2 separate regions of the Homo sapiens genome follow, and region 1 is linked to region 2. A link is an interaction called in ENCODE POLR2A ChIA-PET data of the cell type or tissue named here. Cell type or tissue: PC-9. All regions are shown on one strand. Each heading gives the region's core, and the rest is flanking DNA. Links, peaks and the distances in the headings are about the cores only.

Evidence for each region. Peaks named below come from ENCODE experiments on the same cell type or tissue, not always from the same donor. Only the 100,000 strongest peaks of a DNase experiment are listed, where the experiment ranks them.
Region 1: POLR2A ChIA-PET joins it to region 2 with 6 read pairs; 3 of 35 experiments call an interaction of 5 or more read pairs at or near these places.

What each region holds. Positions count from the first base shown.
Region 1 is chr3:55,692,590-55,705,507 of GRCh38, forward strand. It overlaps ERC2 (ELKS/RAB6-interacting/CAST family member 2), which reads right to left. Exons shown (of 18, transcript NM_015576.3): 16 at 6,789-6,923. Among named protein-coding and RNA genes, the nearest start is that of ERC2-IT1, 40 kb to the left of the region's middle. In PC-9, for the core only: no CTCF peak of the experiment used is centred there; no DNase peak of the experiment used is centred there.
Region 2 is chr3:55,629,851-55,642,768 of GRCh38, forward strand. All of the region lies in intron 17 of ERC2 (ELKS/RAB6-interacting/CAST family member 2), which reads right to left. Among named protein-coding and RNA genes, the nearest start is that of ERC2-IT1, 23 kb to the right of the region's middle. In PC-9, for the core only: no CTCF peak of the experiment used is centred there; a DNase peak (open chromatin) is centred at 7,081; H3K27ac peaks cover 3,790 bases.

The sequences.
Region 1 (12,918 bases), core at 3,334-11,333, 64 kb after region 2:
GCAAAAGCCCTGCTTTTCTTTTCTGAGCCAACTCTACCTTATGGCTCTTTTGCCTGTAGAAAGAGGGGAGAAGGGACATATTTAGGGACCAGAAATCTCAAAACCAAGGCAGTGAGTGCTGCAGCCTCTCTGAAGCAGAGTATAGGTTCAGTACTGTAAGCATCTGCCTATATGCAAGAATCCAGAATCCAAACACAGAAAGGAAAAGCAGATTCCTATCAACCATTATAAATTAGGTCACTGGGATCATTTTACTGTATCTTAAAATACAATCTGTGTATCAGTTCTGTGACCAGAGTTTGAAGAGAAGGCCAAATCTAGGCATGGGTTCTTTAGTAACCAAGAAATTTGATGGCTTATGGCAAAACAACATGTGTCCCAAGTAGAATTCTATGGGAATTTTCAGCAGAAAATGGAAGTGAACATTCAATGCTCTGAAATATGTCCAATGGTACAAACACGCACTTTGGCTGAGAGCCAACACATGCTGGGACCACACAGTCATCAGGAGCAGCAGAGAAAGCACCAAGGATTACTATTTATATCCACAGACAGATTCTGGAAATTACCAAGTAGAGTGGATAATATTTAGGATTAGGGCAATCAATTTCCTAGGACAAGATCCATAGAATGGACAGACACCTTAAAGTTCAGAATGCAATAGGGAAAACCTAGCTTCTACCACAGAAAAGTCACTCTCTGAAAGTACCCCTAGCACCCTGGCTGATCTGACAGCAGCCCTTAGCAGAATAAAGCATCCTCTGTTTTGCTCTGGGGGCATGGTTTGCTCCAGATCCTTACATGTTCAGAGGCTCAGGGGAGAGTGAGCAAGGGAATGTGAGTCTTGGCAATCCACTGCCAAGAACCCTCTGTGACCCAGAGCAGTTCCCCTCCCTCCCCGGGCCAGTCTCTCCACTACTTGAGGATCTCATTCTGGTGATTCCATAGAAGCAGGAGAGTTTGCAATTGGCACAGGGACAGCAGGAATAGAGAAGAGTAAAAGGGAACAGGTAAAATGGGGGGAAATGGAAGGAATAAACTCACAAAACAGAAGAATGGAAATAAAGACAATGAAAGCTGGGGCAAATGGAAAGAGAATGGATGAGACTACATATTTTTTCTTCTTTTTTTTTTTTGAGACGAAGTTTCACTCTTGTTGCCCAGGCTGGAGTGCAATGGCGCGATCTCAGCTCACTGCCACCTCCACCTCCCAGGTTCAAGTGATTCTCCTGCCTCAGCCTCCCAAATAGCTGGGATTACAGGCACTCACCACCACACCCGGCTAATTTTTGTATTTTTAGTAGAGATGGGGTTTCAGCACATTGGCCAGGCTCGTCTCGAACTCCTGACATCAGGTGATCTGACTGCCTCAGCCTCCCAATGTGTTGGGATTACAGGTGTGAGTCACTGCGCCCGGCAAAGATGACATTTAATTCAATTTTGGAAAATAAACAAAATAGGATAAAATTTACTACAATTCCATGGGAAAGGGAAAAAGCACATTTGCACTCAAGAATAAGTGGATCCATCATAGTTGTGCAATCATAAATACACGTGGTTGCATAGATGTATCCAAGGGGTTTGCCACCAATGTATAGTACTCAGAGACTCAGGATTTCATCTGGGGCCTGTTGACTTTCAGTTTTGTGACTCTGGATCATTAACAACCTCTGAGTTTCTTTATTTATGCAATGGGGATACTTCCATCTGCCCTTCCTACTTCCCGAAGCTACTATGGGAGCAGTTCATTCAACAGACATTTACAGAGTACCTCGTAAGGGCCAGACATGTGTGAACATGGGACAAAGAATCTGAATATAAAATGTGAAATTCAACCAAATTTTTCTGTAACTGATCACATAAGTATCATGTCTCCATGCTCCTAAACTCATAGCCCTCATTTAGAAGTTGGTTTTCTGTAAGTAAAATGTGAAATTTAAAATTTAAATACTATCAGAAAGTCTCAAAGGTGGTCAAAATCCCTCGAGCTCTCCAACACCTATGAGCGAGTATTTGCATTCAATGAAGGAGGAAGAGGAGAGAAGAGTTTTCTCTTGGGCTTTCAAAAGTGGCCACCTATTCTGAGGTTTCCAGCCCCAAAATATTTAGGTTCTTTGCCATTTAGGCCCTTCCCAACTAGAATCAGAGCGGCAAGTGCTTTAACACATAGAAGTACATTTTGCACAAACAAGCAGTGAGATCAGGGTCCTTGAAGACCTAACACCCAACCCAAGACCCGGGAAGAGAAATGTGAGTCCTAGATGCACAAAGGGTAGCCTGCATGGTGCCTGGCATTTTAAGTTGGCTGGGGTGTGGACCTCATGCTGATGCTGTGCTTTTCTTATTCACCAGGTTAGTCTATACCTGGGAGCCAATGGAATGAGCTTAATAAAATATGACTTTTACTGGGACAGTAAAACTTGTATGATGCCTAGAAAAAGGAAAGTAGAAAGACTTGGTATCACTGATATGTTTTAAGGCAGAGAAGGAGATGCTATTTAAAGAAAATGACAGATGAGACTGATGACAACAGATACAGAGAACATTTAGGAAAAGCTGAATTTCTACTTGGCTTTGTGAAATCAATCTTGGTAACCTAAGAAAAATCTCTAATGTGTCTCCAGCATGTTTCATTTACTCTTTGGACTTTATTGTTTCTCAAAACACACCAGCAGCTTGTGTCATGGGAAATATTTGTTGTCTGCCCCCATGGCCACTTCTTGCTTTGAAGGATTTCCCAAGTCATTACTGGGATTTGTCTAGATATTCTACTTGGACATATTCAATGGCTGTGACCATCCTGGGGGTCACAGCCCACCAGCTATTAAAAGCTTCTCTCTCAGGTAGGGGGCTAGATTCTTGAGCTGCCACACTGCACTGACTTCTCTTACATCTTCTCCAAATCTTCCCACCCCCTCAGTAATCCCTCAAGGGCTGTGTATTTATGACTATTCTTGATATCCTGGGTCCTCAACCTTAATGACTCCCTTAGTTTAGATCTACTGGGTTATTGGTGGGATCACTCTTTCTCAGATATTATTGCCTTTAAGAAGGTATCCCAGGAAATGAATGGAAGAGGCACTTCCATTTTCGGTTGTGCAAAGCAAGAAGCTGCCGGAAAATCCCACCTTCTGATAAAAAATACTGCTGGAAACTGGATCAGTCATGTTATAAAATGGGTAGTCTCTTTTTTCACCTGATACTCTGAGAACAATATTTCTTACAGCACAGATGTTACTTGAAAGAAAAAAGAAATCTACAATCAAATAAGTCTGGGAAATACTGGATTAAATTAAATTGGGGAGCTTTCTTTCTTATATGACTTTTTAGATCCTTTGATCTACTAATTGCCCCAGGACGCTCGAAGATAGAGTTGTAATATGGAGCACTTTCACAAAATACTTTGCCCAGAGAATCTTTGTTTCAAGGCTTTCCTCATGGGACTAATGTTCTAAAAGTTACTTTGGGAAATGCTAGTCTAGACTTATAATACTTGGATTCAGTTTCTCTTAAGGAGCAAGAAAAATCATAGTGAAGGAGAAAGAAACATGGAAGAAATGGAAAAAGAATATAATTCTGTAAGTACCTGGCAATACTCACGTAATTGAATTACCTAAGGTAAAACGAGTTTTTCTGGAAAAGTAACAAGGCAAATGATTTTTCATATTTCTCCATTTTCATGTGTTCTGATCTCTTAATAAAGTTCAAGAGGCAATATCAACATTTTGTAGCCCTTCTTCCATAAGTCATTGTTGGTCAAGCCTTTAAGGCCACAGGAAGGCCAGGGCTGGAAGATTCACAGAAAGGGAATCAGGAATCCCTGAAAGAGACCTTTCCCCTTTAAGTCAGGTCAGCTAACATTATGTACATTATGAACATTTAGTTAAAATCTCATCCACATCACCCCATTATTAGGACTCTCATGCTTTCATATGGCTGTCATTTTTCTCCTAAGAAGAAACATATACTCATATGTACCCTGTATCTATTAGTGTATGTGGTCTACACAATTAAGTGTAGGGTTTGTAATCAATTGGGAAAGATAACTATTGATAACTATTATCCATTGATAACGACTTTATTCTGGGACTTAGATTTATAACAGTACATATACTGATATATTAGTTATTGGTTACCAAATCTCAAATCTCCAGTATAGGACAAGGTATCATTCCACTAGACCTGGGATGCCCAGTCAAAAGGGGCATCCAGCTCAGGAGATATAGCCATCTCCAGCACTGGTGCCAACCTACTCTCACACTAGGGTTCCTTGCTTAATCTCTCCTTCTCTAATTAAAAAAGTCTAGCAAAGGAGCCTTACTGACTTGATGACTTCAATTTAAAACCACAAAAATATCCTTGTGGTCAAGGGTATTTTACTTTCACAGTGACCCCCACTGCAGAATAAGTTTCTAAGGTATGGGCCCCTAATTAAGTTGGAGCTACCTTTTATCTGCCTTGTTCTGATTGACATGAACCAGAAAAGAATTGAACAAGACATCAGACAACCTGGATTCTTATTCTAGGGCTAGACAGCAAATGCCTTGAAGACAGGGGTTCTGTCCATCATGCTCTTCCCCAAGTGCCACATAGTGGCTGCCATGGAATTAGGTTAGGAACTCGGAACAGGATTCCAGCCTATTCACCCACTTCCCGGGCTCCAGATTTCTCATCTGGAGAAGGCGATGAGGTTAACTGCCTCTATGTCCATGGGTTGCTTAGAGTGTTCACTGAGATGGTGGATGTGAAAGTGAAAGACCATCACCATCTTCCTAACAGTAGCAGTGAGAAACATGTGCCAAAGGTCTCAACAACGTGGCTTAGCCAGACACTCTTCAAGGAATGCTAACTCTTCTGGGAAGGACACCACCCTATGACAAACTCTAGTGTCAGTGGACAAACATAAGAGTCAGTCAAGTGGACAAGACACCCTAGTTTGTGATTACACCTCTCTGGAAAAGTAGCAGGAGCCTAGCTTTTGTAAGAAATACCATTCACAAAGCAGATAGATGTGCTCTAGTGCCTCATTCCCAGTAGAACATATGAGCATATGTGTCTCTGTGATGAGACAAGCTGGTTTGTTATCTCAGCAGGTCCCTGGATGACCTACTCCCCTGACTTGGCTCCAAATCCTTCTTTCTACTCTTATGGTACTCTCTGTTTTTGTCTCTCTGTTGGGGTTTGAGTGGGGGAACTCAGGATGGTCTTCTAGCATGTGTGGCTCAGAATGAATGGCCAAAGTGGGGACTGCAGGCTCCCACCAATAAAACCTCATACTCACCCTATCTGGGAGAATGCCAAGGAGAAAAAGGCAGGGACCAGGAATGAGAACGAGTTGGTTTAGTTAGCAGGATGCCAGGTCTACTGGAGCAGGCAGAGGTGGGGAGGTGGTAGTGGTGGTGGTGGTGATGGTGAAGGGTGGTAATTGAATAAATAAAACCAAAACACAGACATACAAGATAATGACATGAAATTGACACCTCTCTCCACATTTCAGATCTCCAAATCAAGAGCAATATTTTGGGAGCTAAAACATGAAATCATGCCCTGTCTGTACTTGGCTTCGGAAATCTAGATTTTTTTCTGTGTGAACACCTTCAGCAATGTTGGGGTCTCGGAGGGCAAAAGCTTCCAGGTACAAAGGTCAGGTCAAGCTCAGGGGCTGGGGAGCCTCCTGGTGCTGGCTGCCTCACTGCACAGCTCCCAGGAGAACTTCTAATGCTGTGTTCTATATAAACAGCTCCCCCAGGACTTGTACTCCAGGTAAAACATCTTGGAAACTTCAAATCTTAACCTCTTTGGGATGCTAGCAACAGGAGGTGAAAAGGAAACAGAGCCACGTGAAAAGTTTTCGGAGCATCACAAGTACCTCCTCCCCCAGCAAACAATTAAACTGCCTCTTCACACAGGTAATTCTGACAACCCCTCACCCTGCCATATCCAAAGGAGTGCATACTTATCCAGATGGTTCTATTTTGTTACCTATTGCTCCCATCTATGGAAATGTATCAGTTACACTAGGATCACCAAAAACGGGGGCAGGGGGAGGCAGGAATCTTAGTACAACAAAGTAAGAAATATTGCTCATATTGACTATATTATCCTGCTAGTTTGCATTTAATTTCCTAATTTCCATAAAATTCACCTTCAAGAGTTTTAATACTAAACATTGTAAATAGTTTTTGCATTTGGTGGGTGAATGTAAATATTGCTGTAAAACCACAGGCGGTTTTTGTTTTTGTCAATCCATCTTTTCACATGCGTTACTTAGTCAAGGGAGGAGATAGGGTCCAAATCAAATAAACCAGACTCCTTGACTTCACTGGCTAAAACGCAGGCAAAACGGATTTCTCTCCTTGTTGTTTTACCTCACCATTAATTTGCATCACTAAAGAATTTTCTAGGAAAGTGCTCAGCGAACTCAAGGCTTCTCTGGTTGCCAAGCTCATGGAAACAAAGTGCTTTCTCTTAAAACTCTGAAAGAGACATTCCAAAGTAACCCGCCATGAGATACCGAGCCAGCAATAGACTACATATCTATGAAAGAAGAAAGGAGGGGAGGAAAGAAAATGCATAACATAAACAAGAAAAGACAAAACCTTAAAGAGGAAGGAGAAAGAAAAACATTTAGATTCCTTGACTGATGGAAATAAATACCAAAGCTATTAGTTTCAGTTCAAAGAACGTATCACTTTATGATGTTTATTATTTCTTGAGGATTATTTATTTTATCTTAAAATATCTAAAGGGTAAAAGGGGTCTTGGAGGTAAGCAGCGATGAAACTGACCTGGTCCGGAGAGGGCCTGTGATTGGAATGTTGCGACCTCCCAGGAGATCGATGGTGGTGGTGATGGTGGTGGTGGTGGTAATGGTGATGGTCATCATCATAGTTGTCTGCCATCAACTTCATTCTGTTCTGGGTCTGTGCAGAACAAAAACCAAGGAAGATTCCATCAGGAGCCAGAAGATCAGTCAAAGAGATTCAGGGCATAATTACAGTACCTATAGGGATCCCTTTGTTCCTAATTCAGGAATTTTCACTGTTAGTCAAGTTGAAACTTAATAAAGAAAGCACCATGACATTAACTTTGGTGAAAAAAGCTCTGTCACATCCTTAAAGCTATTATGTTACATCTGTAAATGTTAATGTACTTCCTTCTTGTGATTTAAAAGGGAAAAAATGGACATACTCTAAGGTGCTTTGCTTTACATTATCAAGCAATCACAGAGATCCAAGGTGAGCTTGCAATTGCAACAATTATGACTGAGACTCTAGACCAACACTCTAGAGCAAGCTGGAGATGGAAGTCCTGTATGGAAAGATGGGAAGGGCTGGGTAGAAACACAGAACTACAGATAAACAATGGTCTCACAAGACAAGGCAGAAAAATCCACTTGAACGCTGCCAAATGCAAAAATACTGATGGAGATGGTTTACTGCTATGATGACTTCTTGGGAAATGGCTCTCTACGGACATTTTAACCGATTTTGTTCCTTAAGGGAACTGAGCAAAAGGTACAAAGTCAATGGGAAAAGAACTGACCACTCTAATTTACAATCCACGATGCCTGTCACATGAGGCAACTTGGAGTCATGGTTAAACCCCCAATGCAATAGAAGTGTACTGCTTTATTATGCAGGGCAAGAAATGGACCAGTGATGAGTTGGCCTGACAGGCTCTCAGAATCTAGAAAAATGCCTAAAGACCACGGGAAAAAAGCAGACAAAATTATCCAGCTCAGAAAGTCAGGAAATGAGGGTTTGAGGACAGACCTGCCTGGATTCAAGTCCTGGCTCCACCTCTTTGCTGGTTATGTGAACCTAAGAGAGTAAACTATTTATAAACCTTAATTTCCTCAACTCTAAAATGAGAGGAATAGTGCCTCTTTCCTCGGGGTTGCCGCTAGGAGCGAATGATACGATGGACTTCAAGTGTCAGTCCAGTAACTGGCAATGAAAGTCAAATGCTGTCATTACTATAGTTACTGCTGTTGTTGTTTGCTGTAAGACATTTTTCCTCCTTTGTATGTGCTGCTTCCTTTGCTTGCAATGCCTCCCTAGCCCCCTTTCTTCACCTTTAACTTCTATGTCTGGCTAACTCAAACTATTTAATCTAGGAGCCTTTTCCTCACCCTGTCCTGGAGGCTGGGTGACACGTGCCTCCTGCATACCATGGCTCTATAACCACAGATTTATCCGTCCGTATGTCTGTAGACCTTGAAGCTATTTCTTTCATCTGCCTCTCCCTAGAATCTCGCATAGGGCCTAGCAGATGTAGATATATAATACATGCTGCTGTAATGAGTGACCAAAAGAATGAAGGGGCCATGATTTTGAGGGATGCTGCCATCCTAGAGACAAGCTACATGTTTGTTTTCAGCAGGGAAGGTCACGGAGAGTTGAGGACATTTCATGAGTTGCCATAACAATCCCACTGGTGGCTCAAGATGACAATGAACCAACAATACTTTCAGAGAGCCAGAAGTCAGTGGTTGGCAGAGCCTCCAACCAGTTGGAGTTTTATTATGTAATATAAATAATACACTGACAATAAAGAAAAGTCTGGACCTAACATTGTGCATTCTTAATAGTATTTTTCACATACAATCTAACTTATTCTCAATACTTTCCCAGGAGCAATTATTACTATCCTCATTTGGCAGCTAGAAAAGTAAGGTGTAGATTTCAGCCCCAAGAGTCTCTTTCTTGACATAGAACATGGAGATTTTCTGGGTCATCCAATTCTCAATCTCTAGGCTTTTTTCCTTGTCTTGCTGCTAGCAGAAAAGGCAAACAGCTAAACAGGTAGAAAGAACTTTCCCATAAAATGCTTTGATTCTGTTAAGTTTTGGAAACACCTCACATCCCAATTCTATCTGCCAGAGGATGTCTTATGATTTACTCACTCCATTTTTAAAAATGTGTACAATATTTGAAAGGCCCCAAAGTGAATGTTAAAAAAAAACTGTCTATATGAATAAAAACAATAAAAATAGAGGGAAAGAGCCACTTAAAATTAAATAAAAAATCCCAGGCAACCTCTGGCAGCTGAGAGCATTTCCATCCTTCACTTGTCCACTTAAAGTGTCAGAAGACCCAATGGGCAAGTTATGCCTTGTGAGAAAGAGCAGGTCAGTGGAGCTGCTGCAGACTAAGTACTGAGATTCCCCTCAGCCAGCCTGCCATTGCACATGAGATTCTGAAATTTGGCGTTTACACCTAAAATTCCAGTATTGTCAGGATCCTGTACTTTTGAACTCATGAACTAATAAATCTGGAATTGTTTCTTCTAAATAGAATTCTGAGAGCCTGAGGGGAGCTGTAAGATCTGCTGTGGGCAAGAAGGAAGGGACTCGCTCAAGAATGAAGGATGGAGCCTAAATGAACAAATAATAATTCTGCTATTGTAAACATCGTAATATCCTCATCCTTTGGGGAAGCTCCTGTGATTTTATGAGATTATTTTCTTACCAGCAACAAGCCTAAAGTTCCCTACCTTTGAACTGTATCCCATAAAAGAATGTACAAGCTAAACAAGATGCTATATGCAGTCCTAAATGTGTCTGCTAAAATGAGGTGTTGGAGAGTAGGCATGTCATGGGATAAAGACTGTAAATGAATGATGTCATCTTTCCAATTTGGTGCTGAAATATAAATAAACCACGTTGTTCATGTGAATACCAGATCTGGGGGAAATGTACACAGAGCAATTGTGAGCGGAAGAGGCTTCTTTTGATTAGTCTGGGCTGGAAGAGAAGAGTGTGAAACAGAGATGAAAAATGAGAGTTTGGTCTGATACTCTAGACCGTTTTTATTTATCTTGCTTGTAACATATCCCCTAAACTGTGACCGATTTCTTACCGGCTAGTTGCTGGTGTTCTCTCCTATAAAAACAGTTTGACCAATCTTGATCCTTTAATTGTCAAATTTAAAATGGATCTCTTTTAAATTTTTTTTTTTTAAGTCTGCACTATCTAGCTTCATCCCCACCCAATTATACCGGTTTACACATAGACAAGGGTCTGGAAGGACAGGAAGTCACAAATAACACTCCCTAACAGTCAATGAAAGAAAAACTACAGAAATTTGTAACAAGGATTGGACAGGGATACTGTTTGTTCAAATAACTCTAGGCCAACTTACCAGGTGATCCCATACATAATGGTCCACAGCCCTGTAGCCTCAGATGCTTGAGGTGCCCGCTGAAAAGCCTGAAGCAGCAAATCTTCTGGGCAGGCAAAACTAAACACCCAGGAAAACTAATATAGAGTTGGAGAGGGATTGCTTTCCACAGCATAGCACTTAGGAACTCAGGGACTCATTTAGCGATTCACTGAGGCCCATTTTTATTTCCTTTGCGGTGTCTACCAAACTGCTGACCAGACACCTTTGCCTTTGGCTAACTGTGTTATACTCTTTTTACTATATTACGTCATGACTGTGGAGACAAATCTAATCAGATTTCATTTTCTACTTCCTCTTTCTTCAAGGCGCCACCTTATTTCTCTGGGGCCATCGCCTCCTAACAGCTCTCCTGCTGCACTCTCACCTCCCATTGAACACATTCCATAGCCAGAGTGACATCAGATTTCTGTTCCTCCCTGGATTCAAGTTCTTGGGAGGCTCCCGCCACACTCAGGAAAACAGCCTGGGTCTTTGACATGCTTAGGCATCTCTTGCTAGGTGACTGCTAGTTACTTCCAGAGTTACACCTCCCAGTCTCCTTGTCCCAGCCTTGGGACATGCTGTTCTCTCTCTCGGTCCTGCTCTTCATGCTCTACCCCTTAAACCTGAGTTATATCCATTAGTTCTCTGGTCTTAGCTTCAATGCCATCATCTCCAGAGACAACTTTCCTAAGCCCGCCTCTTCCACTGCTTTCAGCAGAATCCTGTAGCCACCCCCCTGGGTCTCTGCCATCACAGAACTTATCTGAACCAATGGTAACTAACTGCAGGTTCACTTGGCTTTCTCCACCACTAGGTTGAAAATCTCTTGAGGGAAATACTATGTGTGGATTGCCCTTGCACTCTCCATCTAGTGCAGAGTCTCATGTCTTAGCTGTAAGTAAAAGTGTGTCAAAGTATATGAGTGTAAAAATGGATGGATGGAGAGGGCACACAGGCTACTGTGGAACACATAAGAGGGAAGATGGGAGTCTAGGATGAGCCAGTTGAGTATTTAACTTTTGATGTGGCAGTTTAACTTTTCCTGTTTATTTGTTTTTGTTTGTTGTAATTCTTGGGAGTGGCGAAGGAAGAGTATGTGCATAGCTTTGGAGCTGTTAGGCAAGTCGAATTGGTCTTCTTCAAGAAATATGCCATTCCTTAGCTAATTGGACCCAGTGCAATACTCTACCACCTCCCTGATTACTTACCTCACTAAGAATAAGGGGTGTTGGGGTGTTATTAGTTTCATTTCTTACTATCCCCTAGCGTTTGGGGGAGCAGGAGCCTTTAGAAAACCTCTGTTAGTGCCAAAAGTCAAACATGGAAAACTGAAACTTTATCCATTAACTAAAATATCTGATGAGCACCATCTGTGAAAAGGTGCCAGATACTCCAACTCTTTTGACATTTCTGAAGAGTTTATCCAAGGAGCTCTTGAAACAAAATGAAAATCCTTGATCGACTAGTAATAGACTCAATAGCCTAATGGCAATATGGAGTGATAAACACATTGAATTAAAACTGCTTTTAAAAATATTTTAGTAAGGTGGCAATAACAAACTTTGCTTTGATCAGTCATCTGGATCAAGTTAACGATAAAACCTTCATGAATACGGTTTAAATAGAAAAAAATATAATAAGATCTGTTGCTATGGGATATGGAGATAATACTGTACAATAGCAATTACTGTTTTATTCTATCAGGCTTTCTTTTCTGTCCCTTTTTCCCACTAGGGAAATCCCAAACGTTCAGGAACTCTTCTACTGTCTTGTTTCCACCTAATCAGAGCAAGGTGAACAGCTCTTGTCTCCAAGTAAAAGATGAGCAAACCAGACAAGAATGGGATGGCTAGGAGAGGAGAGATTTCCTGACCATCCACTAGACTCACATAGCAATGAATCATAATTGAGTAGAATCTAAGTTGCAGCACTCAGGTCACAGTTGGAGGACAAAATGAAGTCAGAGGATGCAGAAGCTATTAAAGGAATGTGCCGCATTGGGGAACTTTCTGGGAGTATGTAAGAATAAATGATGTAAAGGCTTCTACTGTGGACACTGCACTGAAATTCACTCAACACTTACTGAACATCTGCAACTGCAATGATGCCAAGAATAATTATGTGCCAGGCTAAGTGTTTGGCCAGCATTCTCCTGCTGAATCCTCACTCCTGAGATGGCTATTCTTGGGGCCCTCTTTTACAGATGAGGAAACTAAGCCCATAACTATTCAGCTAGTGAGTAGAAGAACAGAACTCAAACCCAGATGTCTGACTCCAGAGTCCTACAGCAGTGTCATGAAGGGTAAGGTCCACTCCAGGTGCAGGGGTGAGGCAAAGATGAATAGGACATGAGGAAATAGAAGCCTGACTATAAAACCGTATAAGAAGAGGAGGAGGAGAGAAGGGTATGGTTTAAATGGATGTTCAGAGGCAACAGATCCCCTCCAGCTGAGGGCAGAGGCATCAAATAAGGCTCCATGGGTCAAACGCCCCTTGAGTTAAGATTTGAAAGTTGGCTTGGCTATAGGTATAAGGAGAGTACACTGGGGAGATCGCACAGTAAAGTGGCCCTCCAATCACCTTGAGAGGAAAGCAGGTCAATGAGGGGAACTAGAACACCAAATGTGAGATATGCAAGTGTGTGTATGTGTGCGGGCTTCCTTCATTCCTTTACTGGATGTGGAAAGAGCAGGAAATGTATGTGAGATGAAAATTCACCACCTTATTTTTCAAAATAACATCAACCTGT
Region 2 (12,918 bases), core at 2,321-10,320:
TAAGCTGAGCCCCACATGATGAGAAGGAGCCAGCCTTCTAACCATAGAGCGGGTGGGCTCCAAGCATATGAGACAGCAGTCTCAGAGGTCCTGCGTGGCAATAAGCTAGTCGTACTGGTGGGGAGGGGTAGAAAGAAAGTGGGGTACCATGAATTTGGTAAATCAGTGCAAGGCTCTGTAACAGGACGGAAGAGAAGACGGGAGCCAGACTGGGGGAGCCCTTGTGAGCCAGTAAGGACTTCACATTAATTAAAGGCTCATGAAATATTTGCAGCTACTCTCCTAAAGCATACTATCAGACAAGACACTTTTTGTTTTGTTTTGTTCTGTTTTTTTGAGACGGAGTTTCGCTCTTGTCGCCCAGACTGGAGTGCGATGGCGCGATCTTGGCTCACGGCAACCTCTGCCTCCCAGGTTCAAGTGATTCTCCTGCCTCCGCCGCCTGAGTAGCTGGAATTACAGGCGTGCACCACCACACCAGGCTAATTTTGTATTTTTAGTAGAGACGGGGTTTCTCCATGTTGGTCAGGCTGGTCTCGAACTCCCAACCTCAGGTGATTCACCCGCCTCGACCTTCCAAAGTGCTGGGATTACAGGTGTGAGCCACCACGCCCGGCCAATAAGACAGTTTTTATACTTCCTTACTGACTCTCAAAGCAAAGTAGACCCTGACTGTGGGGAGAAAGGGGAGATTACACTGGTACTTTTTGCAGATTATACTGGTACTTTTTGCTCAATGAGTTGGGCAAGAAACCAGGTCCTTCTGAGACCTCCTCATGTGTCTGCAGCCATCAAAGACACTACTGTAGGGGCTTCACAGAGCTCACGGGCCTCCCTGGTGGACACACCGTCAACTTGGATAGGCCCAAATTCCTTGGCAGTCATCCCTGCTTCCGCCTCTAGGTTTTACACAAAGATTTTTTTCTTTTTTTCCTGCCACTGGGAAAAGTACATAAAAATAGGTGTGCCACTTGAAAATTAAACAGAGAGTAAATACCCAGAGTATCCGGGCTGTGATCTAGATAACACTGGAGAATCTAAGAGTGGGAAGTCACGTAACATAAAAATAAGAAAGAAGGAATCATGGCAGTAATGATCAGTTTGGAAAAAAAAAAATAGATGGAAAGAATTTGGAAGGTAACAACTTCCAGATGGTCCTGGTGGTGAAGATAGCTATATATAGAGAAAGAGAGGCTAATTAGTTCCCAGGCTGAGGCCCTAGTTTCTGTTAAGTAAGTGATTGTCTCATGGTGGTTTAGTTCAATACTAGGGGACACACACCACATTGCGAGTAAATTAAGTATTTGGGGTTTTTTTTTTCCCCAAGCAATGGGAATTGCCCAACCTTAATACAATTAATTAAGACTCAATGAATGTTTAATTGAGTTCTGGTGCTTGTACCAGGGACACAATGGGCTCTTTGTTTTGGCCAAGCTCCTAAATATTGGGAAAAGGAAGAAAGGCTGAAAAAGAGCAAGGGTTAGTCAATAGCTTTCCCCTAAATGCTCAGATGCACAAGTTGGTTTCCAAACATAACAGCCAATTCAGTGAAATCCAGGAGATTGCCCTTGGAGGAGGTTGTGGACCTTCCAGGAAGAAAGGAAAAATATTGCCTGACACCTCCAGGTTGGCACTGAAAGTTACAAGCTAGTTTCAAACTCCTCCTCCAAAACTCTAGCTCTGCCAACTAAATGGACCATCTTTACAGTGTACACTCAACTAAACTCCCACTTGGTTTCTTCCTATTGTGGAGTCAGGGGCTCTCAGCAGTGAAAAGAAGGTTGAGAAAATTTAGGAGGTGGGAAGAGTCATTGGAATGCTCTTTCCAGAATACTGTGACCAAATGGACAGCTTTTGGCCAGCCACCAACCATCACCTGACAGGTGGCTGGATAAAGATGTGGGGATTTTTATCACTCTCAAATCCACACTGTTGGCTTCTAAGAGAATTCCACAAAGAGCAACAATAACAATTAAAAAGTGCTTCCATTTGTTTACCATGTATCTATTCTATCAGCCCTGTGTGTGGCATTCCACTTCTATTATCTCATTCAACTTTCACAACAATATTGAGTGGTCAGCCCTCTTATCATCTCCCCTGGAACATATGCAGAAACTGATGCTTTGAGATATTAAGTCCTTTGCCCAAGGTCTCATAGCTAATAAATGGAGGAACTGCGATTGCAACCAAGGATGCTTGACCTTGGAGTCTGCACTGAGTCTTGCTCACACCTGATACTGTGCTGAGTTACTCTCTGAATGAACTCCCACTGGGCAGATGAGCTGGAGGAACTGCCAAACAGCTGGTTCCCTCTATGCACACCAGCAGGGGAAGTCTTGATCCTTTGGCCAAACAGGAAATATGTGATGTGTGCCCATATACATACCAACCTGCAGAGCTGCCAAGTGGCAATTAACACTGTGGATCCCTATAGAACATCAGCTTCTCATCTTGGTCCAGTTGTACCTGAGAACTAACTGATTGGAGAAGAGAAGCAAGGAGGCCCAGGGTACCAGGGTATGGATGACCATGAGGTTCAAGCTCATATTTTTTTTTCCAGGAATCTGGTCTTAATTCACTGCTGGAAGGCTGTCAGGCTCTGGGAAACCAGGTGAGATGGAGACAAGGAGGCAAGGACTTTTGCCCCCAATATCCAGCTCTCTATTCTCTTAAGTTTGGTTTCAGTGGAAGCCCAAGGGGTGGCCCAAAGACATCTGGCTTGGCCATGTGTTATGTCCCACCCCCACTCCATCCTATAGGATCTTTAGCAGCCTGAGATGATTGCAGTCCTAATCTAGAACTTTGGGATGACTCAAAAGAAGATGTAACTCACCTAAACCATCATTACATCATAATATTTAGAGCTGGTAGGATTCTTGGGGATAATTTAGACCAATATCATCTCTCACCCCAATTAACACCAAGATCCTCAATATAATTCTGTGAAAGAAAGGAAGAGAAGATAGAAGGAGTGAAGAGAAGAAAGAAGAAAGAAAGGAAGTTGGTTAGTCAGCTAGCTGTTTCTGAGAGGCTAAAGGGTCCCAAATTAGTTTCGCCAGGACTAAACCACAAGTGTTCAAATTCCTAGTATGTGATCTTCCCATTTTATGACCTTGTCACTATTTTTTCCAGAGTACCCATTGTCCACCTGTCTATTTATCCATCTAATCAAGAGAAGCCTTATTGCCTATTATCTCCTAGGCATAGGGAAGTGCACACATGAGTAACCTCCCTCTTTGGTGGGCTTTTGTGAGCTCTAGGATAAGTAACCAATGTCTAGTACTGTGCCTGACCGATATCAGCACACAATAAATATTTGCTGAAAAGATGCAAGAAAGCACCCAGATAACATAATCCAGGGTAGAACATAAGGACCTAGGAACACCCCCAGCAACTGAAAGAGTACCTGACATAGAGAATGCATTCCATAATGTCTGCTGAATGAATGAGTGAGTGAATGAACAAACAGAATTGAGTCCAGCAAAACCTGCACTGTGGGCTTTAAGAACACTAGGCAGTAGGGTCTCTGGAGGGATGACTCCCTCACATGACCTTTTCTAGGGGGTCTAGGATTTTATAAAATAACTCTATATCCCTTCCCCACGAAGGTTCTGAAAAGGTGGAAAAACACTGAGTGGCATATCTGTCTCCCTCTACTGGGCTGTAAGCTTCTCGGGGACTGCTCCTTATTTCAAGGGCCTGGCATATAATAGATGTTTATTTAACAGGTATTGAGAAAGCAGATACATACATGAACACTCAATGGCCTTTCATTAATTCAGCAAATACTTATAGAGTGCCTGCTATTTGCAAACACTGGCCTAGACTCTGGAGCTGCAGCAGTGAGGATAATGGGTGAAATGTTTGCCTTTATGGAGCTTACATTCTGCTGAGTCCAGGAAGAGTGAATATATTTCTCCTTTCATATTTCATTCAAAGCAAAACTAAACCTTAAATGATTTCATCCTTCATTCTTTTTAATCAACACAAAGCTGACTGATGCACATCCCTCCAGTCCCCTTCGTTTCTCATCACAAAACACACCATGCCTGGGAGTCAAGGGTCCCGGGTGGGAAATGCCACATATTCTGCCCACCTCCCACATGGCCTCTATAGAGACTTCATTTGTGTTCCAAGATCAGGGGACTTGCCACTCCAAAGCAGCCCCTTCAGATGTGGTCAGTTTGTCAGCACATATCAAATGCAGCAGAGACCTCTGCATTAGGGCAGCTTAGCACAAAAGGGTCTGGTTCCCTCCTCTTCCTATGTATGTGGTTTTCAGGCAGCTCTGAAGGGGTGGTGAGGAATGCAGGTCACAGAATGCCCCAGACACGAAGACAGTTTATAAGAATCTGCCCATGCCATAAGTACTAGACAAAAGTTGAGTTTATTTTCCTTGAATATTACACTTTATGTATCCATGCATTCCCCCAGGATATCCAATGCACAGACTGCCTTGAAGCTACTTGGGATGTATGTAAACCATACATTCATGCTCCTACTATTTATTGGGACCAGCCTGCTCTATTTCTACGATCTTGGCCAAATTCTACCTATTGAATATTGTCAGTCCCGGCTGTAACATAATCCTGGCTGAGATTCACATGAAAGATGTAATCTTGACAAGCCATTTAGAATCTCTTCTAAAAAAACGTAAAAGCCAGCATTCTTCCAGAGGAATGAATCAGTCTGATAAAAATGTCTACGGGGGAAGCCTAATCAGTTCATACGAGAACCTGTCAGTAGAACCTCTACTTAGACTGTAAGATTAAACCATCTTCATAGTCATTAGAAGGAAGTGTGGTCCATTCGGCTAAGATGGTCTTCTCCTATTTCCAATTAGAAACTCTGGTTTGCATTTATCACATGGAGATGCTGGCAAAAGCTGTGTCTAGAATGAGCATTAAAAGGATAACGCAATCTCACTTTTGCTCACTAATAGTGGTTCATTTTTAACCTGTTAAAGCAGGAGGGCAACTCTTCCCTTTCCCATAGCACTTCAGAGTTCTCAAAGGGAAAACCTGTCTCACTTTATTATTTCTTTTTTTTTTTTGACGAGTCTCACTCTCTAGCCAGGCTGGAGTATGGTGGCACGATCTCGGCTTACTGCAACCTCCGCCTACTGGGTTCAAGCAATTATCCTGCCTCAGCCTCTTGAGTAGCTGGGACTACAGGTGCATGCCACCACACCCAGCTAATTTTTTATTTTTAGTAGAGACGGGGTTTCACCTTGTTGGCCAGGATGGTCTTGATCTCGTGACCTCGTGATCTGCCTGCCTGCCTCAGCCTACCAAAGTGCTGGGATTACAGGCGTGAGCCACCGTGCCCGGCCTATTATTTCTTTTTTCTACAAATCCTTTTTTTGACCTCTTATCCAGACAGTCATCTGCTGATTATTTTAAAGGTATGCGAATATTTAGACAAATCCTCCAAGATCTCTGTCAGGTTGGAACAGGAAATGCTTCCTGTCATTTTAATGTTTATAAACATTAGTGGTGAAATCATATCATTATGAGGGAAAACATTTTCAGATGATTTTTTTTCTTTCTTTTTTTTTTGTCTCTTTGTCTCGCTCTGTCACCCAGGCTGGAGTGCAGTGGCTCGATCTCAGCTCACTGCAACCTCTGCCTCCTAGGTTCAAGCAATTCTTGTACCTCAGCCTCCCAAGTAGCTGGGACTATAGACGTCCGCCACCACTCCTGGCTAATTTTTGCATTTGTAATAGAGACGGGGTTTTATCATGTTGGCCAAGCTGGTCTTGAACTCTTGGCCTCAAGTGATCCATCTGTCTTGGCCTCCCAAAGTGCTGGGATTACAGGTGTGAGCCACTGCGCCCAGCCTCAGATGATTTTCTGATATCATTTAAAGCAACTAGAGTTCAAGTTTAGAAACACGCATAATGAAGAATCATCTCAACCCAGCAGAGGCTCTCCCAAATAAGTGGCAACTTCACTCATCCATCACTTTAAATAGCAATCGTTCCCATCAGAGATTTTTTAATTTTTATTTTTATTTTATTTTATTTTATTTTATTTTGTTTTATTTTTTGAGATGGAGTCTCTCTGTCTCCTAGGCTGGAGTACAGTGGTGTGATCGGCTCACTGCAACCTCCGCCTCTGGGTTCAAGCTATTCTCCTGCCTCAGCCTCCCAAGTAGCTGGGATTACAGGACTGTGCCACCATGCCCGGCTAATTTTTATATCTTTAGTAGAGGCGGGGTTTCACCATACTGGCAAGGCTGGTCTTGAACTCCTGACCTCAGGTGATCCGCCCACCTCGGCCTCCCAAAGTGCTGGGATTACAGGCATGAGCCACTGCACCCAGCCTCCATCAGAGATTTATAAAAATGTATTTTCAACATTTTAATCTTTCTTCCTTTCTCACAGTAATCCATATTCACAGGGCAGAATAAGGACAAACATGGAACACACTGTCAAAGAGTAAGGCTGACAGTGCAGAGTCTGGAGACTAACAAGCCTGGTTCCAGTCCTTGTTCTGCTCCTTGCTGTTGTAACCTTGGGGAAATCATTCACGTTCCCTCAGCCTCCATTTCCCCACCTGCAAAATGGGGTAATAACATCATCGCCTCACACAGCTGTTATAAGATTGAGCACAGCACCTGGGACACTTTGTGGGCTTGGCACAGTGCATAGAGCACCTTAGATGATCAATAATTACATGTGTTCAATGAACAAATGAGTGCATCGATGACTGAATCTCTTCCTACCCAAACTATAATACACTAAATCAGGGGTCAGCAAACTTTTCCTGTAAGGAGCCAGCAAGTAAATATCTTAAGCTTTGCAGGCAATATGGTTTCTGTCGCAACTATTTACCTGTGTTGTGACATGAAACCAGCCACAGAAAATAAACGAAGAGGTGTGGCTGTGCTCCAACAAAACTTTATTTACAAAAACAGGCAGGGCACTGAATCTGGCCCGCAGCCCTACGGTTTGCAGACCTCTGTTCTAAAGGCCTACCTTGCTAATGACAAACCAGACCTGATTTGCAAAATAAGTGCTCAGTCATGACTTATAAGCCTAGTGTTAGACCAAATCACTCCAAGGGAAGCTAGGAGGCCATGAGAAGTCAGTCCCTCCTAGCTTCTCTCCAATCATTCACTGTGCCCTGTCACACACTTCCCGACCATTGCCAGGACCTGTTGTGGTCTCACAGGTGTGCCCGTTCACTCCTGTCTTCCTGTCCCTCTCCTGGGGACTGGCCCATCCAGTATAACAGCCTGTTGCACCCAGTTCCTCCTGGGATCAGGCCTGTGGCTGAGGCCCTGACAGGACAAAGGTCCTCCTGGAATGCTCCCCTTCTTTTCTTTCTCAAACCAATGATAGCACTCCTTTGTCCAAATCCTCAGAGTTGGGGATAGAAACTTTCTCATCTATGTCTAGGCAGAAAAATAGAAATGTAATTCCTTCTCATTCTCCCTTTCACCTGGAGAGTACAGAAACACACTGTGGAATATGGAAAGGCATGAACCAGAGCTGCTCAAAGGATGGGTGGGAGTGCGCTTAGGTAGCATCTCTACCTGCTGAGGACTCATCAGGTTCCAAGCACTGCCAGGGACCAGGCCCATGTGCAGAGGGAGAAGTGGAGTTCAGAAGGCATGAGGGGCTTGTGTGAAGGCACAGACTGGGAGCAGAGACTGGCATCCAGGCTGGGCTGACCGGGGTCTCCTCAACTCTAAAACCCAAGTTACTGCAAACTCTAAAATCCAAGTCTCTGCCCCTGGGTGCAAATGGCAGCTTGAATGCATTGAGTACTCACTGGAGCCAGCTTTCAAATGCAGTACAATTTGCAAGCATTTTACTTATTGATATGTTTAGTTTTTTTTGTTAACTCCCTACTAGACAATCAAGTCAAAAGAACCTGCTCTCTCTATCGAGCATCGTCACTGGCACACTGTAGGTGTTTATTACATATTTGTAGAATTTGTTAATAAAGAAAAATAATGTGAATACTAGATAGTAGTAGCTATCTACATGGGCTAAGAATTTGACATGCATTTTCTCACTGACCCCTCTGACTCAAGTTAGCTACTGTTATTTTTCCCATTTTATTGATGATAAAACTAAGGATCTGAAAGGTTAACACTTTTAGCCCAAGGTCAGAAAGCTAACAAATGGCAAAAGCAATAATTGAACCCAATTCTGTTAGGCTCTTAAGCCAGATTCCTCTTACTCCATTCATTTCTCCCCACACAATGATTTCCCTTGTCCCAAACCAGACAGTGAGCCCGCTGGCCCAGGGCCCCATTCCTCCCACAACAAAAAGTCATCTTTTCTCTTTCCCCCTGACCATGTTCATTCCTAGTGTCTGGAAACTGCCCTCACCTATAAAATCAGGATAATTTTCCATTGTCAACACACATCCCAACCTCCTCCATGGGGTTTTTGTGAGAATTAACCCCATTTGCAGCCATTAATTAAGCTGTTAAAAGCACAAGTAGCTTTTTCTCCATTTTTACATGGCTTCTCAAATGGTTAATGTCGAGTTCTTTCTTGGTGCAAGCACAAGGAGCTCATAACTTTTCAATGGATTATGAAAGTTATTCCCCGAGGGGCTCGGCAAAGCAGTCATCGTTGTGCATAGCTTTGGCATTACGTCAGTGAATTTAGTCCTTCCTGAGCTAATGGTGGTTCTTAATAATATTATTGGAATTATTATTACCTTCAATTAAAATGTTGGCCATGAATGACTTACTACTTCAGAGAGATTCCCCAAAGAGTCACGTTAGAGTCTGTAGTCTTTCTGCTAAAGGGCACCATAAGAACAGGAACCAGAGTCCTTGCCCATCCCCCAAGTAAATACATTAATTAATAAATACACAGCATTCAAATACTTTTATGTTGTTGGCTGGTTACCAGGTTTTAAATTGACTTCCTTAAGGGTGGATAGGGCTGGCTAATCACTACCACTTTGTTCTAAAAACTAAAAGGAAATCAGGAAAACTTTACGCATTGTTCTTTATTTCTACTCACCAAACTACATTAGAATAGTATTATTGGTACAGCTACAACCTTCACAGAATGACCTCCATCTTATCTTAGTGGAGATGGTGGACAGCACAGGGTTTGGTTTCAAAGACAATAAGATGAATGGTACCTGGTAAAAGCACTACCTATGACATCTCCCTTGACAATACCTGAGCGTTGAGAACACCCTATAGAAATGGCTTCAAAACCAGGCAAATTGCTCATTGGATTCAGGGTCGGTGAGCTATCTAACTCTGCATATGTGCATAGAGGTGGAGGAAGTTCTCAAACAAAGAGTTGAAAGAAGTGTGTAGGCTGGGTCAAAGAGGACTTTGGCTGTGTCCAGAATCTGATACTCAGACAGTATGAAAATGTGTCACCACTTCTAGGGAGACCAGGTAGGAGAAGAGCACTACCTTCATCCACAGGGAAAGTAGTGCTAGCATGTCCCAACCCCAAATGGACAGAGAGAGAACTATCTCAAGGGTGTGGTGATGCGTCTTGGAAATCCAGGTGCTGAACTGCAGGGGAGGAATATCTGAGGCCAGCGAAGACAATGTATTCACAATCAGGAGACTGGGGACCAGGACATGAGCCACAGAGAAGCCTGGGGAGCCTACAGGAGGGAGAGAAAGTATAGGCTGGAGACAAAGAGGAAGAAGAGTCTGGGACACACTGTCTGGCACAAAATAGACACAGAAATAGTTGTTGAATCAATGAACAAACAAGTGAATAACTGGGGGAGATCTAACATCCTAGCTTGGCCTGAAAGCTCTGTTGCTTAAATCTACGTCAGTCAGGAAAGATTTCCTGTGTAAATACCTTGGCTGATTTCGATCCTTATATTTAGAAAACCTGTCTCTTGCTTTTAACCCAACCAAACCTAATTCAATCTACTTGCCTGAATGTGTGATACTTTGGTTTTTGTGGGGTATGTGTGCGTGTGGGCACACGCACATGTGCATGCACACATGTTTAATTTTCATTTCTAATAAAATTAACTTAAACCCCTGTGTTGCCGATGAGTTTATCAAGGGCAGGAAGCAGATGTTTTCACACTTGGACCAAGGCTGAGGGAGAAGAGGTGGTGCGACACTCAAAGTCTCACCGTTGCCTCTAATAAGAAGGAGGCAGATCCACACAGGGCAGGAGCCCCAGGGAAAGCTATGTCAATGTCGGAGGGAGCAGCTTAACGAGCGCTGCCTGGGGAAGCTTGCTCTGCATGATATTGAAAGATGCCACAATTCACACGTCCTGTGGCTGCACTTCACCTCCCCCGCAGAGAAGTCTGTGGCTGTGTTAGTGCAGCCACACCCTTGCCTTGATTTTCTGTCATCCTCTTTGGTAACTAACTTGGACTTCCTGCTTCCTTGATAGCCCATTCTTGGTCCATCTGTCTTTGTCAAGGAATGAGATTCCAGGTTTTTCTACAAGGCTCACATTCCAAGAATGGCCTTGTAGCCTGATTCTGCCCAAGTTTTTGCCTGTTCTTGACATATATTATTGCCTTCTCTGCCACACCTTTCTAACGATCCTACCTTATGCACAGCCCTGGAAAGAGAAACCCCACAGACAGCTTGATCTGCCCTAACTTGTACAGAGTTGACTGTACCAAGTTAGGACTCCTGCTTCAGGCAAATACATCTATAAGGCTGGCCAGTGCCATGTAGCAGGTGACCTGGTTCTGAGATGGATTAATGAGCTTCCTCCCCTAGAGATTGAGAAAGAGGGATTCCAAGAGACTGAACCAGTCCATGATAAGGTTGTGGGAACACGGAGGCTGTGGTAAGGGCATGAGGAAGGTAAAGAACATTGAATGAGAGGGGACAGAAGACCATATGAGAAAGTAGAAGACAAACATCCTGATTTTCCACTCCCCAGATGGAGTCCTGTGTAGCTCAGCTACCCCTCTAGCCCTTCAACTCCACAACAGTCCCTGCAGGTCTTCAACAAGCCCTGTAGGAGACGTTCTTTTTGCCTGTTCATTACTCAGTACAATTTATTTTTGTAACAGTACTTTGATTTTTCTTTTGGGGACTCACACTTCTCTCATTCTCAGACTGTGGGGAGCGAACACGACATAGGACTAGTCAATTAAAATAACTTATTTCTTAGCCATATAGTAATTGGTTCATGGATAGGAACGCGACAAAAGTTGATACAATGACAATCCATCGGAGGGGAGAAAGAGGCTTCCATACATCTGGGGTGTCCATACTGCTATATAAGCATCTGGGGCTGTCAGCAGCTGTTTTTCTATTTTATGGGGAATCTTACAATAGAAGTCTGCTAGAGAATGAAATCCCCTTGGGGGAAAACAAAGCCAAAAGATGGTGAAAGACAGAGACCCAATGCCATTGTTTTTAGCCCCTAGATGCAGCCATACCTGAAGTCATTATACCCTGACTTTTCAGATATAAGAGCCAATATAGGCCAGGCATGGTGGCTCACGTCTGTAATGCCAGCACTTTGGGAGGCCAAGGCAGGCAGACCTCCTGAGGTAAGGAGTTCGAGACCAGCCATGCCAATGTGGCAAAACCTCATCTCTACTAAAAATAATAAAATTAGCTGGGCATGGTGGCGTGCACCTGTAATCCAAGCTACTCAGTAGGCTGAGGCAGGAAAATTGCTTGAACCTCGGAGGCAGAGGTTGCAGTGAGCCAGGATCCCGCCATTGCACTATAGCCTGGGTGACAGAGCAAGATTCTATCTCAAAAAAAAAAAAAAAAAAAAAAAAAAAAAAGCCAATATACACTCCTTCCCTTTTAAAAAATAGTTTGAATTGATGCAAGACTCTTGACTATTATGTATCCTTTTAGGATCCAGATAGCCTGTATAGGTTCCTATTTCTTGCAGCACAGGAACCTTCCCTACTGATGCCTCTCTCCTTTTCCTTCTACTGTTTTGGTTATCATGAATAAGGTGTTAAAAGAAGAGCAGAAATTTCAACTTTAGGTGCCTTAGTGCCTTTGTAAACTGCATACTCAACCATCTAGCCATCTTTTCCATCCATCTTACTAGCCCATTACGTTTCTCAGTTTGATCCAAGTAGTCTTAAATGTCTTCAGAGGGCACAAGGAAGATTACAAAGACTATTTTAAGGTGAAGAGTAGCCCATTACTTCCACTCAAATTCTATTGGCCAGAAATCATTTGCATGGTGGAGACATGCAATGTTCCCTTACTCCCAGGAAGGAGGAACCCTAGTGAGTAGACACTGTGTGCTGCACTAACATAGTACTGGCCCAAGATAGGCACTCAATATTTGCTGAATGAATAAACAATGAGGAATGTATAGAGTTGGGGATTGTAAGTAATTCAGAGATTCCTCCTTACACTATCAGGCAAAGAGGAAAAGCCATATCCCACTGTCATTCATGAGTGAGCATGTTCTCTCTCCCCAGGGAAATAGGCTAAGTTCAGTCTCTCTGCACATTCGCCCAGATTTTCTCTCTGGCTCCTACGCTTTCCACAGATCACAGCTTTTTTTTTTTTCTTTTCTTTTTTTTTTTCTTTTTTGACAGAGTCTTGCTCTGTCGCCCAGGCTGGAGTACAGTGGCATGATCTCAGCTCACTGCAACCTCTGCCCCTGGGGTTCAAGCAATTCTTGTGCCTCAGCCTCCCAAGTAGCTGGGACTACAGCATGCACCATCATACCCAGCTAATTTTTTGTATTTTTAGTAGAGATGGGGTTTCGTCATGTTGGCCAGTCTGGTCTCGAACTCCTGGCCTCAAGTGATCTGCCTGCCTACCAAAGTGCTGGGATTACAGGTGTGATCCACTGTGCCCAACCAGATCGCAGCTTTAATTGACCAATTTTGTTTTCTACACTGATTTGCTCTCTCCACATAATGATACTGTGCCATTCCTATGTCATCCCAAAGTGTGCCAAATATCTCATCAGGTGGGGTGAAGGGAGAGGAATGGAGGAGT